Linked DNA regions of Homo sapiens: region 1 is linked to region 2. Evidence: read pairs that join two places in POLR2A ChIA-PET (ENCODE). Cell type or tissue: PC-9. All regions are shown on one strand. Each heading gives the region's core, and the rest is flanking DNA. Links, peaks and the distances in the headings are about the cores only.

Evidence for each region. ChIA-PET counts read pairs that join two places held together with the same protein. Peaks named below come from ENCODE experiments on the same cell type or tissue, not always from the same donor. Only the 100,000 strongest peaks of a DNase experiment are listed, where the experiment ranks them.
Region 1: POLR2A ChIA-PET joins it to region 2 with 6 read pairs; 4 of 35 experiments call an interaction of 5 or more read pairs at or near these places.

The regions. Positions count from the first base shown.
Region 1 is chr15:65,873,072-65,878,071 of GRCh38, reverse strand. It overlaps RAB11A (RAB11A, member RAS oncogene family), which reads right to left. Exons shown (of 5, transcript NM_004663.5): 2 at 545-740; 3 at 117-310. Among named protein-coding and RNA genes, the nearest start is that of RAB11A, 6.1 kb to the right of the region's middle. In PC-9, for the core only: no CTCF peak of the experiment used is centred there; no DNase peak of the experiment used is centred there.
Region 2 is chr15:65,168,015-65,175,910 of GRCh38, reverse strand. All of the region lies in intron 3 of CLPX (caseinolytic mitochondrial matrix peptidase chaperone subunit X), which reads left to right. Among named protein-coding and RNA genes, the nearest start is that of CLPX, 13 kb to the left of the region's middle. In PC-9, for the core only: no CTCF peak of the experiment used is centred there; a DNase peak (open chromatin) is centred at 4,260.

The DNA of each region.
Region 1 (5,000 bases), core at 1-5,000, 700 kb before region 2:
TTGCTAAGCATTCATGTTTACCTCTCTGAAACTATTATAACCTATTACTCTCATTGGAAGGTATCAAAACCACAAGACACAATGGTAAGAAATATCATGGAATTCCTATCACTAACCTGCAAAAGCTCTTGCTTCATCTGTAGGAACTGCCCTGAGATGACGTAGATCACTCTTATTGCCCACAAGCATGATAACAATGTTACTATCAGCATGATCTCTCAGTTCTTTCAGCCATCGCTCTACATTTTCATATGTGAGATGTTTAGCAATGTCATAAACCAATAAGGCACCTACAGCTCCACGATAATATCTGAAAACAGAAACATATTTAGTATCAGAAAACCACAAGATGGAAGCAAACACCAGGAAGAACTCAAAATATGGATCATGAGTTTTAAAAACATACTTATAAATAAATTTCTAAGGATTCCTAATACTAGAATTCTTAAAAGAAAAAAACAACAGTTCTTTTTCCAATACCAAAAGTCAGCTAATTCACTCGATGGCAACCCATTTCACAGAACTTAAAAACCATGAGACTTACGCTGATGTTATAGCTCGATATCGCTCTTGCCCTGCTGTGTCCCATATCTGTGCCTTTATTGTTTTTCCATCAACCTGGATGCTTCTTGTTGCAAACTCTACTCCAATGGTGCTCTTGCTTTCCAGATTAAACTCATTTCGAGTAAATCGAGACAGGAGATTACTCTTTCCAACACCAGAATCTCCAATAAGGACAACTGGAAAGACAAAGAATTCAATGTCAGATGAATGAGGCAAACATATTCAGAACACCACTATGCTTTCAACAGAATGAAGTTTGGCTTCAGAGTAAATAAAGCAAGAAAAATAAGGTATATGACTTTTAAAAAGGAATGGGGGTAGGGGGTTGAACAGCATGTTCTTGACCAGTTACCAATCAATAAAACCGATTTATTCTTTTCAACCTGTTTCTACCTGCATGACTTCCACATATCATCTGCTTAGCACAGATACGGTACCCTGTCTTAAACATGCAGTTTTAATCACAGATGCCCTTGGCATTGATGACAGGCATTAATTACCGTCAATGCTATGCCAATCTTACTACTTTAGAAGATAACAACTTCAAAGATAAATCCTAAACTAAATGAATAATTTATGATATTAAAATGTAATGTATCAGAAATGAAAACAACAAAGGCTGTTAGTGGGTAGGGAAGGACAAAATGAATATACTTCGTTTCATCAAAGACTGGGTGTGACCTCAGGACTGAGACCTAGGCAAAATGAAAAACATTTAACATATGAGGCATAGGGTTTATAAACATCACCATACAGATCACAGAAACTAAAATGACCTTTAATAGTTGCATTTATCAGATTGGTTCAAAGTTAGAGACCCCTCTGCCAAAAAAACCCAAGCCACTACAGATAAACAGGGGGTATTAGGAAACTAATAATTCTGACATACTGTGAGTCAAAACCAAAGCAAGTGCCGGGTGTGGTGGCTCACACCTGTAATCCCAGCATTTTGGAAGGCCAAGGTGGGCGGATTGCTTGACGCCAAGAGTTCGAGACTAGCCTGGCCAACATGGTGAAAACCCCATCTCTATAAAAATACAAAAATTAGCCAGGTGTGGTGGTGGGCGCATGTAATCCCAACTACTTGTGGGCCTGAGGCATGAGAATAGCTTGAACCCGGGAAGCAGAGGTTGCAGTGGGCCGAGATTGTGTCACTGCACTCCAGCCTGGGCGACACACTGAGACTCTGTCTTAAAAAAATAAATAAAATAAAATACAACAAAGCAAGGAGGGCATATACTTTCACTTATGACTCCATGATTTTTTTGAAAATAGGTCTTGATTAGATGAATTTGCTTCCTGTGATTTCTATAGGCAGCAGTTTATTTACTAACTAGATACATGGAGATTCTTTTTCACTCAAAGTGGTATTACGCTTAAGAATTTCAAAAACAATGGAGAAACAGGCAGTTAAGTTGTTTTAAAACATTTTCTATCTGAATTTAAAGTTCAAAATGAGTTCACACGTTTATAGAATCTGAGCTAGATATTTTTTCCTTTGTAAAAATTGGTATCAGCATTTCAGGAAACATTACATTCGTTCCTACTTTTGACTACTAAGACTTCTTCTTATCTAAACTAGCTAATTGATTTAGACATCAGGACTAGAAAATCAAACATACAAAAATAAGGCCAAGGAGTAAGACCATTCCTTACTAAAGAGACTGGGATGGTGGTACGAGTGGAAAGAATGGTAAAAACTGAGAGCTCACTGCATTCTGGTCAGAGGGCAAAGAGAGTCCATTATACATTCCCTCCTTGCCACAGGAGTGGATATAAGCTAGCCTCTGGACAGTCTTGGACAGAGTACATTATCAAATGCATATCTTTCTGGCTTTCTCAGTCAGCTGATTCAGCAAGAAATCATTCAGGAGGCAGTGAATCCAATGCAGCACAAAGAATGGTTATTTCTAACTAGAGAGTCAACTAGAGGGTGTCAAAGATGCTGTGGCAAACACATACATGCTTTTATTTGATATCAGAAGAAAATGTCAAAGTTATTAAAGTGATGTACAAAAGCAATGCACTTTCAATTTTATAGGATGGTTAGTTGATATACTAGTTTCCAAGGTCCACCATTCTGGATATGAAGTCAAATCTCAGTTTCAGTTAATAGTCTATTATTAATAGGATACATTCACTGTTGCCTCTTAGTACAAAAGGCTGGATGTTTGCTAAGGAAATGGCCTTTGAATCACTTATACAAAAAAAAAAATTTAAATACAAAAAAATACACAAAAAATACATGAATAAATACAAACAAAAAAATTAGACAGGCACGGTGGTGCATGCCTGTAGTCCCAACTACTCAGGAGGCTGAGGTGGGCAAATGGCTTGAGCCTGGGAGGCAGAGGTTGTGGTGAGCCTGGACTGTGCACCACTGTACTCTAGCCGGGGGAGTAGAGCCAGAACTTGTCTCAAAAAAAAAACTTCCAGCACTTTCTTTCTTTCTTTCTTTTTTTGAGACAGGGTCTCACTGTCGCCCAGGCTGGAGTGCCACGGCACAAGCAGAGCCCACTGCAGCCTAGACCTCCCAGGCTCAGAGGATCCTCCCACCTCAGCCTCCCTAGTAGCTGGAACTACAGGCACATGCCAACACGCTCAGCTAATTTTTTGTATTTTCTGTAGAGATGGGGTTTTGCCATGTTGCCCAGGCTGGGTCTCAAACTCCAGGGCTCAAAAGATCCACTCGCTTTGGCCTCCCAAAGTACTGGGATTACAGGTATGAGCCACCATGCCCGGCCAACTCCAGCACTTTCAAGTTTTGGTTTCCTCCCTTTTGACCTCCACTTTTAACTAATGATTATGTTCATTATCTCACCAATCTCAACTCCTTATACCATCATAAAGATAGCAAGGGAACTTTTCTCTTAATGTAACCAATTAATGTTAACACTACAAAAAAAAAGCACTCTAATCTGAAAATAACTCAAAATTCATGAATGTTTTAAAAAGTTATCTCAACTAGGCCGGGCGTGGTGGCTCACACCTGTAATCCCAGCACTTTGGAAGGCCAAGGAGGGTGGATCACCTGAGGTCGGGAGTTTGAGACCAGCCTGACCAACATGGAGAAACCTCATCTCTACTAAAAACACAAAATTAGCCAGGTGTGGTGGCGCATGCCCGTAGTCCCAGCTACTCAGGAGGCCGAAGCAGGAGAATTGCTTGAAGCGGGAGGCGGAGGTTGCAGTAAGCTGAAATCGCAGTAAGCTGAAATCGCGCCATTGCACTCCAGCCTGGGCAACAAGAGTGAAACTCCATCTCAAAAAAAAAAAAAAAAGTTATCAACTAGACATCTGCTGTATTTGAGTATCATCGCAAATACCTAATACTGAATATCAAGCTGCTAAATGCATAAAAGCAGAATATACATATTAATTATCCATTGAAAATTTCTGCCTCTTCAACCACATTTAGTTTTATACTTTCTCTTGCAAACTAATTTACTGGACTAAAATATAATTCATCAAAGACAGTACCTCAACCCTAAAAGTTACCACGTGAGAGAATAACTGGTAATTTTCATTCTAGTTTTCATAAATTTGGAGACATTTCTATTCTTTCAACTATATTCATAGTCCAACCTCCTCAAAAGTTTTTAATATACAATGCGTTCAAGGCAGGACACAGTGGCTCATGCCTGTAATCTCAGCACTCTGAGAGGCCAAGGTGGGAGGATCCCTTGAGCCCAGGAGTTTGAGACCAGCCTGGGCAACGTAGGGAGACCCTATCTCTACAAAAAAGAAAATTTTATTTCTGTAAGTGGGATAGTCTTAAAAAAAAAAAAATAGCCAGGCATGGTGGAGCACATTTGTAGTTGCAGCTACTTGGGAGGCTGAGGCAGGAGGATTTCTTGAGCACAGGAATTTGAGGCTGCAGTGGGCTATGACTGTGCCATGGCACTCCAGACTGGGCAACAGAGGGAGACCCTGCCTCAAAAAATATATATATATAGATATAGATATAGATATAATGCATACAATAAGGCTCAAGTCTAGACAAGTTTTTCCAGATTCAGCAGAATCTGAGTTGCTCAACCAAAACTTGTGAAAGAAAAACTACTACCAAGATGCAAGACAGCAAAGTTCCTATGATAATTTCTACTGACAATCAGCTGATGGTTAATTACTACTGACCTCCAATGTGATTGAAAAGAAAATGTCTTAAGCAATAGACTATGTATCCAGATATTTTCAGAAAATCTAACTGTGGATTGGTGTCTACCACACAATATTTGTAAACAGAAATCATGATTGATGCTTACTTATGTCCCACAGGGCCTTAACCACATTGTTCGTAAATACTTAAGGAATTAAAGTTTTAAAAATAAAAAGTCAACTTTAAATAAAATAAAACTAATTCCCTCCCACCAAAAGTCTCACTATTGGGCTTAAATAAAGGTTACTGTTCAAGAACAAACACATAATTTAGAATAA
Region 2 (7,896 bases), core at 1,734-6,733:
AGCAGTGCAGTGAGCCCCTCCTCCCTTAGTTTTGTGTACCCATAATAAAAGTCTTTTCAGAATGCATCCTTTTGAATCCTTCTGTGTCTGATCATTAAAAGTTGGGTCTTCATAGTCCTAAAGAGAGTTTTATTTGATCTCAGGTTACTAACAGGTTGAGCATCCGTAGTCTGAAAATCTGGAATTCAAAATGCTCTGAAATCCTTTTGAGTGCGTCATGACGCTTAAAGGAAATGCTCCATTGGAGCATTTCAGATTTCAGATTTCATGTAGGGGTGCTTAACCAGTGTATTTCTGTGAATATTCCAAAACGTGAAAACATTTGAACTCTGAAACACTTCTGGTCCCGTGCATTTTGGTTAAGGGATAACTCAGCCTGTTTTTTTGTTTGTTTTTTGTTTCTATTGTTTTTCTGAGGCAGAGTTTCACTGTTCTCACCCAGGCTGGAGTGCAGTGGCGCGATCTTGGCTCACTGCAACTTCTGCCACCTGGATTCAAGTGCCAGCCTCAGGTGCCTCAGCCGCAGCCTCCCAAGTAGCTGGGATTACAGGTGCCCACCACCATGCCAGGCTAATTTTTGTATTTTTAGTAGAGACGGGGTTTCACCTTGTTGGCCAGGCTGGTCTCGAATTCCTGACCTCAGGTGATTCACCTGCCTTGGCCTCCCAAAGTGCTGGCATTACAGGTGTGAGCCACCATGCCTGGCCTGCATTTTAAGTCTGCATTTATTTGGATACTAGTTTGTAAACATCTTTTTATATGCTTTTTGGTCAGTTGTAATTCTTTTGTGAATGGCCTGTTTAAGTAATTGTCTACTTTTTTGTAATTTTAATTATTTTTAATTACTTGAAGAATGCATATGTAGATCCTCCTTTATGAGAAAAGAATAGACCCTGATAGATGAAGCTATAAAGTTCTATAACATATCTTCATTGAACGTGTGATTTTTTTTAAAGTATAAATAGCATATTCATATTTTTGCAAATTGCTTGTTTTCAGTACGCAGCGTTTTGAGAGCTGTGTATGTTAATGCAGTTGACTCCCGAACAGTGGGTTTGAATTGCTCAGGCCTACTTATACCTAGCTTTTATTCAACCAAACACATAATGGCCAGCATATATGAGGAGCTAACTTTTCATATGTGTGGTCTCCACAGGGCCGACTGCAGGACTTGAGTATGCATGGATTTGGTTATATGTGGGTGGTCCTAGAACTAGTCTCCTATGTGTGCCAAGGGACAGCTGTACATGTGGGCCTAATCCTTTCCTTTTAAAAATTTATTTGAGATATCATCATTCATATACCATGCAATTCATCTTCAGTGGTTTTAAAATATTTACCAAGTTGTGGCCCGGCATGGTGGCTTATGCCTGTAATCCCAGCACTTTGGGAGGCCGAGGTGGGCAGATCATGAGGTCAGGAGTTTGAGACCAGCCTGACCAACATGGTGAAACCCCATCTCTACTAAAAACACAAAAATTAGCCAGGCTTGGTGGCACGTACCTGTAATCCCAGCTACTTGGGAGGCTGAGACAGGAGAATTGCTTGAACCCGGGAGGCGGAGGTTGCAGTGAGCCGAGATCACACCACTGCACTCCAGCCTGGGTGACAGAGCGAGACTCCATCTCAAAAAAAAGAGGCCAGGCATGGTGGCTCACGCCTGTAATCCCAGCACTTTGGGAGGCCAAGGTGGGTGGATCACGAGGTCAGGAGATCGAGACCATCCTGGCTAACACGGTGAAACCCCGTCTCTAATAAAAATACAAAAAATTCGCCTGTGTGGTGGGGCACGCCTGTAGTCCCAACTACTCAGGAGGCTGAAGCAGGAGAATCTCTTGAACCCAGGAGGCAGAGGCTACAGTGAGCCAGATCGCACCACTGCACTCCAGCCTGGGCGACAGAGCGAGACTTTGTCTCATCTCAAAAGAAAAAAAAGATATTTACCAAGTTGAATGATCATCTCCACTATCTAATTCCAGAACATTTTTCATCACCCCAGAAAGAAACTCCATAGCCCTTAGTCACTCTCCACCCTCCTCCCCTCCTAGCCCTGTTAACTATTAACTACTTTCTCTATCAATGGGTTTGTCTATTCTGGGTATCTCATACAATGGAATTATACGATATGTGGCATTTCATACCAGCCTTATTTTCTTTAGCATGTTTTTAAAGTTTATCCAGTTTGCAGCATATATCAGTATTTCATTGCTTTTTATGGCTGAATAATATTTCATTGTTTAGACATTCATCAGGTGGTGGACATTTACATTGTTTCTACTTGTTGGCTGTTCTGAATAATGCTCCCGTGAACATCTGTGTACAAGTTTTTGTGTGGACATATGTTTCTAACTCTCTTGGGTATATGTTTAGGAGTGGAATTGCTGGGTCATGTGGTAACTCTGTTTAGTTTCTACAGAATTGCTAAACTGTTTTCCATAGCAGCTGTACCATTTTACAATCTGACCAGCAATATGAGGGTTCCAGTTTCTCCACATCCTTTTTACCACTTGTCTGTCTGTCTTCTTTTTTTTTTTTTTTTTTTTTTGAGACAGAGTCTCACTCTGTCACCAGGTTGGAGTGCGGTGGCACTATCTCGGCTCACTGCAACCTCCACCTCCCAGATTCAAGCAATTCTGTCTCAGCCTCCCAAGTAGCTGGGATTATAGGTGCCCACCACCACACCCAGCTGATTTTTGTATTTTTAGTAGAGACAAGATTTCACTATGTTGGTCAGGCTGATCTCGAACTCCTGACCTCAGGTGATCCTCCTGCCTCGGGCTCCCAGAATGCTGGGATTACAGGCATGAGCCACTGCGCCCAGCCTGTCTTTCTTTATTCATAGTGGATATGAAGTGGTATCTCATCATGGGCTTCTTTTGGTTTTATTTTGTTTTTAGAAACAGGGTCTTGCTCTGTCGCCCAGGCTACGATGCAGTGGCGCAATCATAGCTGACAGTAGCCTCACCTTCCTGGGTTCAAGTTGTCCTCCCACCTCAGCATCCTGAATAGCTGAGACTACAGGCAAATGCCACCCTAGAGACAGGGTCTCATTTATGTTGCCCAGGCTGGTCCCGAACTCTTGGGCTCAAGTGATCCTCCTGCCTTGGCTTCCCAAAGTGCTGGGATTTTTGTGCTACCTCCTGGGACTCACTGTGGTTTTGATTTGCATTTCCCTAATGACTAATGATGTTAATCTTTTCTTAGGTTTATTGGCCATTTGTCTGTCTTCTTTGGAGAAGTGTCAATTTAAATCCTTTGTCTTTCTTTTTCTTTCCCCCCAGACGGAGTTTCGCTCTTATTGCCCAGACTGGAGTGCAGTGGTGTGATCGAGGCTCACTGCAACCTCCACCTCTCGGATTCAAGCAGTTCTCAGCCTCAGGCTCCTGAGTAGCTGGGATTACAGGCGCCTGCCAACATGCCCGGCTAATTTTTTTGTATTTTTAGTAGAGATGGGGGTTTCACCATCTTGGCCAAGCTGGTCTTGAACTCCTGACCTTGTGATCCGCCCACCTCAGCCTCCCAAACCAACAACATTTTATGTAAAGAAATATAGGATACTTGTAGTAGCTGTTTAAAGGAAAGAATTTATCTCCTGGTAACTTAACAAAATTAGATTTTTGCCCCTTGTTTTTGGAGTAAAAATGCATTGGCCAGGCATGGTGGTTCATGCCTGTAATGCCAGCCGTTTGGAAGGCCAAGGCGGGTGGATCACCTGAGGTTGGGAGTTTGAGACCAGCCTGACCAACATGGAGAAACCCCATCTCTACTAAAAATACAAAATTAGCTGGGTGTGGTGGCGCATGCTTGTAATCCCAGCTACTCGGGAGGCGGAGGTTGCGGTGAGCTGAGATCGCGCCATTGCACTCCAGCCTGGGCAACAAGAGTGAAACTCTGTCTCAAAAAACAAAACAAAACAAAAAAGTGCATTGCAATGCTTGTATTTTTTTTTCCCAAAATAGCATTTTGATAAATAACATTGAATCCTTGAATTTAGGGATATGTTGAAAATATGTCAGTGTAAAATTGTGTTGCAAATATTCAAGTCAAATTTAAGCAACCTTTCAACAATAAGCAAAGAGGGATGTGATTTGTTGGTGTTTAATCATTTTCCTTTTGATCTAATTTCCTTAGAGAAATATTTTGTACTTGTGCTCTCAGGCCAGATTTTCCTGTCACACTGCCTGAACTAGATCAGCGGCTTCTCTGCCCTTTAATCCTTGCCCTGTTTACCATCAGTAACAATTGTAAACTAGTGCCTCATCATTATAAAGGCAGTAACTATCTTTCCCATTGATGGGAAGTGGTGATTATTTACTTAGGCTTGTGTTAGTCACAGATGCTTCAAATAGCTTGATCTTTTTCTTTAAGCATTTATACGTGATCAGCAAATAGGAAACATGGATGAAACCGCTTATTCCTTAAAATTTGCTAATAGAATTTATCCGAAATGTTTTTTTTTTTTTTGAGACTGAGTCTCGCTCTATTGCCCAGGCTGAAGTGCAGTGGTGTGATCCCAGCTCACTACAACCTCTGCTTTCCAGGTTCAAGCAATTCTCGTGCCTCAGCCTCCCCAGTTGCTAGGATTACAGGCACAAGACAACACGCCCGGATAATTTGTATATTTTTAGTAATGACAGGGTTTCACTATGTTGGCTAGGCTGGTCTTGAACTCCTGACCTTAAGTGATCCACCTGCCTCAGCCTCCCAGAGTGCTAGGATTACAGGCGTTAGCCACCTTGGCCGGCCCAGAATGTGTTTTTAATTAGTCTTGTGTTTAAGAACAGAAACATGGCTGGGCGCAGTGGCTCATGCCTGTAATCCCAGCACTTTGGGAGGCTGAGGTGGGTGTTTCATGAGGTCAGAAGATCGAGACCATCCTGGCCAACATGGTGAAACCCCATCTCTACTAAAAGTACAAAAATGAGCTGGGTGTGGTGGCATGCACCTGTAGTCCCAGCTACTCCAGAGGCTGAGGCAGGAGAATTGCTTGGACCCAGGAGGCGGAGGTTGCAGTGAGCCCAGATCGTGCCACTGCACTCCAGTCTGGGTGACAGAATGAGACTCCGTCTCAAAAAAAAAAAAAAAAAAGAAGAACAGAAACACAAGAATTGATTGAATTGATAATGAAGTGGTTTTGTTTGTTTTTGAGACAGAGTTCTGTTGCCTAGGCTGGAGTATAGTGACGTGGTCTTGGCTCACTGCAACCTCCGCCTCCCAGGTAACCATCAAGGGATTCTCCTGCCTCAGCCTCTCAGGTAGCTGGGATTACAGGCACCCGCCACCACACCTGGCTAATTTTTGTATTTTTAGTAAAGACAGGGTTTCGCCATGTTGGCCAGGGTGGTCTCAAACTCCTGACCTCAGGTGATCCACCCGCCTCGGCCTCCCAAAGTGCTGGGATTACAGGCCTGAGCCACCCCGCTCAGCCTAAAGTTGTTTTTTTAATATGGAATTGTCTACTTTTTTCATTTAGATTAGTTTGTAAAGACGTAGGTGTGCTTGCTAGTGCAGTGTTCCCTATAATCTGTGGATAGATATTTATATTTAAAATTTTCCCAAAGGAAAAAAAATTCCATGAATTTTTTTTTTTCTCTGCAGTTCTCTCTTTCTAGTTGGGTTACACAAAAATGTATTACTTAGACATACTAGCTTTGTATTTGCCACCTGTACCTATAAGAGATTCTCTACCAAATTGCTTTCTGAGGTCCCCGGTTACCATTAGTAGGGTTAGGCTGAGTTAAGCATGTATGTCCAAACCCAGCTACTTGGGAGGTGGGAGGATCCCTTGAGAACAGAAATTTGAGGCTAGCCTGGACAACATAGCAAGACAGCAGCTCTTAAAAAAAAAGTCGCTGGGTGCGGTGGCTCATGCCTGTAATCCCAGCACTTTGGGAGGCTGAGGCAGGCGGATCACCTGAGGTCAGGAATTTGAGACCAGCCTGACCAACATGGTCAAACCCCATCTCTACTAAAAAATACAAAATTAGCCGGGCGTGGTGACACATGCCTGTAATCCCAGCTACTTCGGAGGCTGAGGCAAGAGAATTGCTTGAACCCTGGAGGCGAGGCGAAGGTTGCAGTAAGCCGAGATTGCACCATTGCACACTAGTCTGGGCAACAAGAGCGAAACTCTGTCTCAAAAAAAAAAAAAAGTAAATATATCCATATATCTACATCCTATAACCATGTGTTGTTTTATGTTTATTTGTTTTGTTTATAATAAGAGGGCACGATGGGCACCATCTCGGCTCACTGCAACCTCTGCCTCCCAGGTTCAAGCAGTTCTCCTGCCTCAGCCTGCTGAGTAGCTGGGTTTACAGGTAGTTACCATGCCCGGCTAGTTTTTGTATTTTTAGTAGAGACAGGGTTTCACCATGTTGGCCAGGCTGGTCTTGAACTCCTAAGCTCAAGTGATCCACCCGTCTTGGCCTTCCAAAGTGCTGGGTTTACAGGTGTGAGCCACTGTGCCCCGCCAACATCCTATAACCATGTTTTGAAAAGAAAGAGTAGGCTGGCCTCAGTGGGTCACGCCTGTAATCCCAAGCACTTTCGGAGGCCAAGGTGGGAGGGTTACTCGAGTCCAGGAGTTTGAGACCCGCCTGGGCAACATCATGAGACCCTGTCTCTACAGAAGATTTTTAAAAGTAGGCAGGCATCGGCCGGGCGCAGTGGCTCATGCCTGTAATCCCAGCACTTTGGGAGGCCGAGGCGGGCAGATCACGAGGTCAGGAGATCGAGAGGCGCCTGTAGTCCCAGCTACTCGGGAGGCTAAGGCAGGAGAATGGCGTGAACCTGGGAGGTGGAGCTTGCAGTGAGGCGAGATTGTACCACTGCACTCCAGCCTGGGCGACAGAGCAAGACTCCATCTCAAAAAAAAAAAAAAAAAGTAGGCAGGCGTGGTGGCGTGTGCCTGTAGTCCTGGATACTCAGGGAGGCTGAGGTGGGAGGATTGCTTGAGCTTAGGAGGTCAAGACTGCAGTGAGTAGTGATCACGCCACTGCACTTCAGCCTGGGCAACAGAGCGATACCCTGTCTCAAAAAAAAAAAAGAGAAAAGAAAAATAAATCACCTTTAACATAGGATATACTGTAGCTGATCCATTGGAATTGAGAAATCCTTATAAATGTATTCATCCACTGTGTATCCGCAAAGTTTTTTTTTTAATTATACTTTAAGTTCTAGGGTACACATGTACAACGTGCAGGTTTGTTACATAGGTATACATGTGCCATGTTGGTGTGCTGCACCCGTTAACTCATCATTTACATTAGGTATATCTCCTAATGCTATCCCTCCCCCCTCCCCCCACCCCATGACAGGCCCCGGTGTGTGATGTTCCCCACCCTGTGTCCAAGTGTTCTCATTGTTCAGTTCCCATCTATGAGTGAGAACATGCGGTGTTTGGTTTTCTGTCCTTGCGATAGTTTGCTCAGAATGATGGTTTCTAGCTTCATCCATGTCCCTACAAAGGACATGAACTCATCACTGTGTATCCACAAATTTTTTTTTTTTTTTTTTTTTTTTTTTGAGACAGAGTCTCACTTTGTCGCCCAGGCTGGAGTGCAGTGGTGCAATCTCATCTCACTGCAAGCTCCACCTCCCGGGTTCATACCATTCTCCTGCCTCAGCCTCCCGAGCAGCTGGGACTACAGGCGCCCACCACCACACCCAGCTAATTTTTCTATTTTTAGTAGAGACAGGGTTTTACCGTGTTAGCCAGGTCTCGATCTCCTGACCTCGTGATCTGTCCCCCTCGGCCTCCCAAAGTGCTGGGATTACAGGCCTGAGCCACCATGCCTGGCCAAAAATTTTTAAAAGAAAAAAGAGACTCTTTTTATCCTCACTTTAAACTACCTTTGTATTGCTTTCAAAGTCTGCATGATTATCTTTAAATCC